2 separate regions of the Homo sapiens genome follow, and region 2 is linked to region 1. A link is a loop called in an ENCODE intact Hi-C map of the cell type or tissue named here. Cell type or tissue: heart right ventricle. All regions are shown on one strand. Each heading gives the region's core, and the rest is flanking DNA. Links, peaks and the distances in the headings are about the cores only. Region 1 has its middle 47 kb from the start of SHC3. Region 2 overlaps SHC3 (SHC adaptor protein 3).

Evidence for each region. Peaks named below come from ENCODE experiments on the same cell type or tissue, not always from the same donor. Only the 100,000 strongest peaks of a DNase experiment are listed, where the experiment ranks them.
Region 2: it touches region 1 in a loop (2.8-fold over the local background); 2 of 110 quality-filtered maps call a loop at or near these places.

The regions. Positions count from the first base shown.
Region 1 is chr9:89,224,645-89,227,568 of GRCh38, forward strand. No RefSeq gene overlaps it. Among named protein-coding and RNA genes, the nearest start is that of SHC3, 47 kb to the left of the region's middle. In heart right ventricle, for the core only: no CTCF peak of the experiment used is centred there; a DNase peak (open chromatin) is centred at 1,712.
Region 2 is chr9:89,113,356-89,116,279 of GRCh38, forward strand. All of the region lies in intron 1 of SHC3 (SHC adaptor protein 3), which reads right to left. Among named protein-coding and RNA genes, the nearest start is that of SHC3, 64 kb to the right of the region's middle. In heart right ventricle, for the core only: no CTCF peak of the experiment used is centred there; no DNase peak of the experiment used is centred there.

The sequences.
Region 1 (2,924 bases), core at 258-2,757:
CTAGTTAGCCAACTGAGAAGCTATTAAGAGTATTATGAGGCCTTCGTGAAAGGTTCGTGTGTTTAATCTAACAGTGGAATCCATTTAGGGGCAACCCAGCTGAGAATTCCAGACCACTCTGGCACAACAGTTATATTTTACACTAGCAGTATTCATTGGGACTCATTCATTTATAAGTAACAGACACCCAATTCAAATAAGCTTTTTTAAAAAGGGAAATGTGTTGGCTTGTGTGGCTGGGAAATCCAAAGCGGGTGTATCTAGCATCAGACACGGCAGGATCCAGGTGTTCAAGTGATATCAGCACTCCTCTTTCTCTCTTCTCTGTCTCTCCCTCCCTGCTGGCCTTCCTTGGCCTCATTCTCAAGTAGGTACTCTCTCTCCAGGTGGAAGCAAGATGCTCCTTTGGCTCCTGATGCATGGGATTCCTTTCGTCATCACCATCCAGAGAGAGTGAGGGATTTTCTGAGCTAAACTCCCAGGAAAAATGGTTTGTCTGGTATGAGTGACAGGCCAGAACTTGAGCCCATCACTGTGCCCGAAGGACACACATCTGCTTGTCCAGGGCTGGACCAGTGCCACATAAACCACATGGCTTGAGCAGGACTATTCCAGAATGCCAAAGAGAGACTCTCCCCACCCTTCAAAAAACCACGTGACTCTGGGCCATTTTGCTCTTCTGGCCCTCTCCACAACAGCCTCCTTGGTGAGTAGAGTCCAAATTCTCACACTGACTGGACATATGACATTTTTGACGGGTTCTGAGGACCTTACTGCTATGATTTCATCATTGATTTGCCACATTTTCCCAGAAGAAATGGACACATTTTATTTATTTACCCCCAAAGGCCACACAATGGGAGAAAAGGTATCAGGCATGAATACTGGGTTCTACTTTTGTATTTATCTTTGAGGGTGTGAATCTCTCTCAAATATGTTAAAGAGTCAACCATCTTCTGTAACAGTATCCAGGGCACTTTCCATGTTCTCTGACATCACAGTACTTTATAATTTATACACAGACATTGTTTTGCAGTGATGTTTCTAACCTCCCCTTGGAAGAATTCCTCCTGGACGCCTGCCTCCTGCAGCCCTGGCCTCCTCCCTTGCTTTTAATCCATGCTATCTGAGACATCCCTCAACTGCCCAGGCTGGACTTCTCTGCAGCAGGAAAGAAAAAGGTCGGAATGAAGGATTCAGGGCCACCCCTACCGAGTGGAATGCAAAAGCGCTTGGTAATTAGGCTATGATTTTTCTCTTTCTCTGTTTCTCCTCCTGGGTCACCATTTTCCAGAGGAAGGCAGCCCCACAGATTCCAGAAGATGCCCTGTCCCGCTGCTGCCTGCTGGCTGGGCAGCCACGTGCAGGCGTCCTGCCTTGGCTGATCCTTCTTTAGCAAATGAGAATGGCAGTCCCTGCCTTGCAGGGTGGCTTTCAGTTCCCAGCCCTGCTAAGCCAGGCAAAGTGGCTTCACAAATTCCCAGTCTGTGTGTACATCCATGCACCCAAGCCGAAGGAGCTGCAGCAGCCATGCAGGGCCCAGTGGGCCCCCAGCCTCCCTGTCCCCTGTCTCCCCAAGTCCTCCTTCATGGGCGCCTTTCTGAAATGCTGTTTCCCAGGGCCTTCTCTGAGGAGTCAGCTGATCCAGGCATGCTCTTCTATCACTGTGTAGCTTTATCTGCCTGTAGCCTTTCAGAGCCTAATAGACTGCCAGAAGGGAGGGGCCTGTTGCCCAGGAAACCTAGCAAGCATTTGCTCCATCCAGCCCTAGACTCACTCTCACCACCCCTGTAGTCAGAAAAATGTGACCCTTTTTCCTCCCACCGGGCATCTCCTGCTGCTTCCCTCTGCTCCTCTCTAAAACCTGCCAACCGACCAGCCTTTTTCTAAGTCTGCTGGTGACCCTTTCTTGTTAGCTTAGGAGCTCTCTTTCCCTCCATCCATGCAGTGAACCTCCTTCTGATTTATACTGACTGGTTTAAACTGGCCCAGAACTTCTTACAGGGGGCAAGTTCAATTAGTTTTGTTCCCCGCCTTTCTAACTAATGAAAGTTACTGAAATTTGACCTCTCAGTATGTAGGCTGTTGTCATAAAAATCAAAAACTGCTAATAATAGAGGAAAAAGTTCAAAAATAAAATACCTACAAGTGAGGAATATGTGTGTATGCACCACTGCCTCTTTTTCTTGAAAGGAGAAAAAGCCTTTCTACTGCTTTTCATCGAGTGTTGGGAAACAGTGGAGCACCAGAACCAGGCCATGCCTCCCACCCAGAGGAATTTCCTGGTGACTCTGGGCATCCCACCTACCTGGACCTCTGGCCTACCTTGAGCCTAGAAGTAAGCTCTGGAAACCTTTCAGAGAAATCTACTATTTTGCAATGATCTTTTTGCTTGGAAAAAACCCTCAGTTCAATTGGACACATATTATCAAAATTAATAATCTAGGTTTTAAAAATGTCAGTTGCAGACTTCTGGCTCCAGAAGAAGATCTCGTAGACTCAGTTGTCCCTGTTCCTCCCCTGTAAATACAATTAAAAACCCTGGAAATAACTTAGCAGATAATGACAAAGGGAATTTGAAAGCAGGAATAAAGAAAGCAACTGACTATGGACTTCAGGACTTGAGGAATGACAATGTGGTGAGTTCCCTGGGTTTTCTTTTTAACTCTCATATATCTCAGAATAGGCCTTGAAAAAATCTGCAACCTGGAAGCAACAGGTATAGGCAAAAAGAAAAACACAGAAAAGGAAATAAAACAACCACAAAATAAAACCAACAATAAAGATAGCCACCTCCCAACCCCCCACCAAAGGACAAGGGAAAGAAGATCCCAAGAGACCTAGTAGGGACCTCCAACAGGGACCTGATGGCCTTGGCTGGCTGATCCTGTACCCAGTGGCAGCTTCAGAGCCCCAGCAGGCAA
Region 2 (2,924 bases), core at 284-2,783, 110 kb before region 1:
TACAGATGTTTTAGATAAATGCCTTAGATTTAGCAGAAGGAGATCTCATGGTATGGTACAGAAAAAACTGCATTTGGTGAACCGAGATCATGCCACTGCACTACAGCCTGGGCGACAGAGCGAGACTCCATCTCAAAAAAGAAAAAAAGAAAAAACTGCATTTGAATTATTTAGAAAATGTGAATTGGAGGCTGGCTTTGTCATATCTTCTTATAACTTTAAATTTATCTGAGCCTGTCTATACACCCATAAATGTGATTATTACTCCCACCATTGCACCACCACCAATATCACTATTGTCACTAAGATATGTGAAGACCACAACAAACTTTGCAGACTCGGGGGATTACCATACCTAACACCATTAGAGTTATATGACTACCACAAAAACATCATCATGGAATTACTTGAATACCTCAACCACTGTGGCAGCATTAAGAGAATACCACTACCAAGGCAGATATTTGAATAGCACCACTACCATCACAGTTATGTGAATTCCATGACCAATGTCAGAGAAATATGAATTAGGCTACCATCAACATTGCAGAGTTATGTGATTACAACAACCAACATCACAGGTTCATGTGAATAATAGGACCAATGTCACAGAGTTATGTGAATACCACCAGCATCAAAGCCACAGAATTATCCAAACACCAAAGCCACCATTGCAGAGTTACGTGAAAACCACCACCTATGTCACAAAGTTATATGAATACTACAACTGACAACAGAGTTATGTGAATACCATGAACATCAATGTCATAGAATTGTGGGAATACGGGAATACCACCACCACCATGCTGTTCCAGAATTATGAGAATTATGAAGATACCACAAAAAAACCAACGTGGCAGAGTTACACGAACACTACCACTATCATTGTGGAATTACGTAAATATCATGCCAATGCCATAGAGTTATTTGAAAACTATGAACAATTCAGAGTTATGTTAACACTACCACCATTATTACAGAGTTTTGAAAATACCTGTCCCCCCATGGACGTATACAGTTAGCCCTACATGTGTGCAGGTCCCACATTCACAGATTCAACAAACTGTGGATTGAAAATAGAAAAAAAAACAATAAAAGTAGTGCAAATAAACAATATAGTAACAACTATTTACATAGCATTTATATTATATTAGGTATCGTAAATAATCTAGAGAGGATTCAAAGTATAAAGGAGGCTGTGCACAGGCTACATGTAAATACTATACCATATTATATAAGAGATCTGAGCATCTATGGATTTTGGTATCCTAGAGGGTCCTGAAACCACTCTGTGGATGCTAGGTGATGAGTATATTTATATAAATAACATGACTAGAGTCACAGAATTATGCAAATACTCCATCCATTATTACAGAGTTAAGTGAAAACTATGACCAATGTTGCAGAGTTATATAAATACCCCCACCATTGTTGCAGAGTTATGATTTGCAACCTCATCCACAATTACATGTTTATAAGACTACCACCAGCAGCAACACTGCAGTTATGTGAATATAATCCCCACCAGTATCATAAAGTTAGGTGAATACCACTACCACTGATGTCGCAGCGTGATATGAATGCCACGTTCAACATGACAGAGCTATGTAAATAGGCAACCAATGACACAGTTATGGGAATACCAACAACACTACTGTCACAGGGTTATGTGACTCGCACAACCAAGTCACAGGGTTATTTGAATACCATGACCACCATCACAGTTATATGAATATCATGACCACCAGAGTAGAGTACCACCTGCATCAACTTCACAGCATATACGAATAACATGACTGACATCTCAAAGTTAGATGAGTACTGTCTTCTCTGTCATTGCAGAGTCATGTCAATGCCACCACTGATAACCTCACAGATTTATTGGAATGACACAGCCAACTTTGCAGAGTTATCTGTTTACAACCATGACCAATATCACAGAATATTGTGAATACCACCATAACCAACACCACAGAGCTACATGAATACCACCAACAACAATGATGCAAAATTATGTGAATTCCATAATCAGCAAGGGAGTTATGGGAACACCACATTCACTGTCAGAGATATTATAAATACCACAACCGCCAATGCTGCAAAATTGTGTGACTATCATGGCAAATGTCATGGGTTCATGTGAATACCACTGCCACCAATAGAGAATTATGTAAATACCATCATCAGCAATGTCACAGTGCCATGTGCATACCACCAGCAGCACCAATGCATAATTATGTTAACACCATGATGAATCTCAGTTCTGTGAATACCACAGCAATCATCTTAGAGTTGAATGCACATCATGATGAACTGCACAGTGCATGTCAACCCTACTACCACCAGCATTGCAGAGTCATGCAAATACCAGGACCACTTTCAAAAGATTGTGTGAACACCATGAGTAATGTCATTGAGTTATATGACCACCAGCAACAACACTGCAGTGTCACATGAACAGCAATGACAATGTCACAGATTTACCTGAATACAACCACCACTCTTGCACTTAGAGTAACACAACCACAACCATTATCACAGAACTATGTGAATACAATGATCAATATCACAGTTATGTGAATAGCACCACAAACATTGCAGAAATATGTAAATACCACCACCACCAATGTCACAGTGTTAGGCAAGTACCATAATTAATGTCATAATTATGTGACTATCAGCAGCAGAACCATAGCACAGTTATGTGTGTACCACCATCGATGTTGCAAAATTACGTGATACTGTGATGAAGGTTGCAGTATGGGACTATTATGACAAATTTCACAGTTATGTGAACCCCACCATCAACTCCAATATTGCAGTCATGTAAATACCACAACCATGAGTGGAGAATTACATAAACATCACCAACAACGTCACCATGTTATGAGACTAACAGTACCACGGTGTTGCACAATTATGTC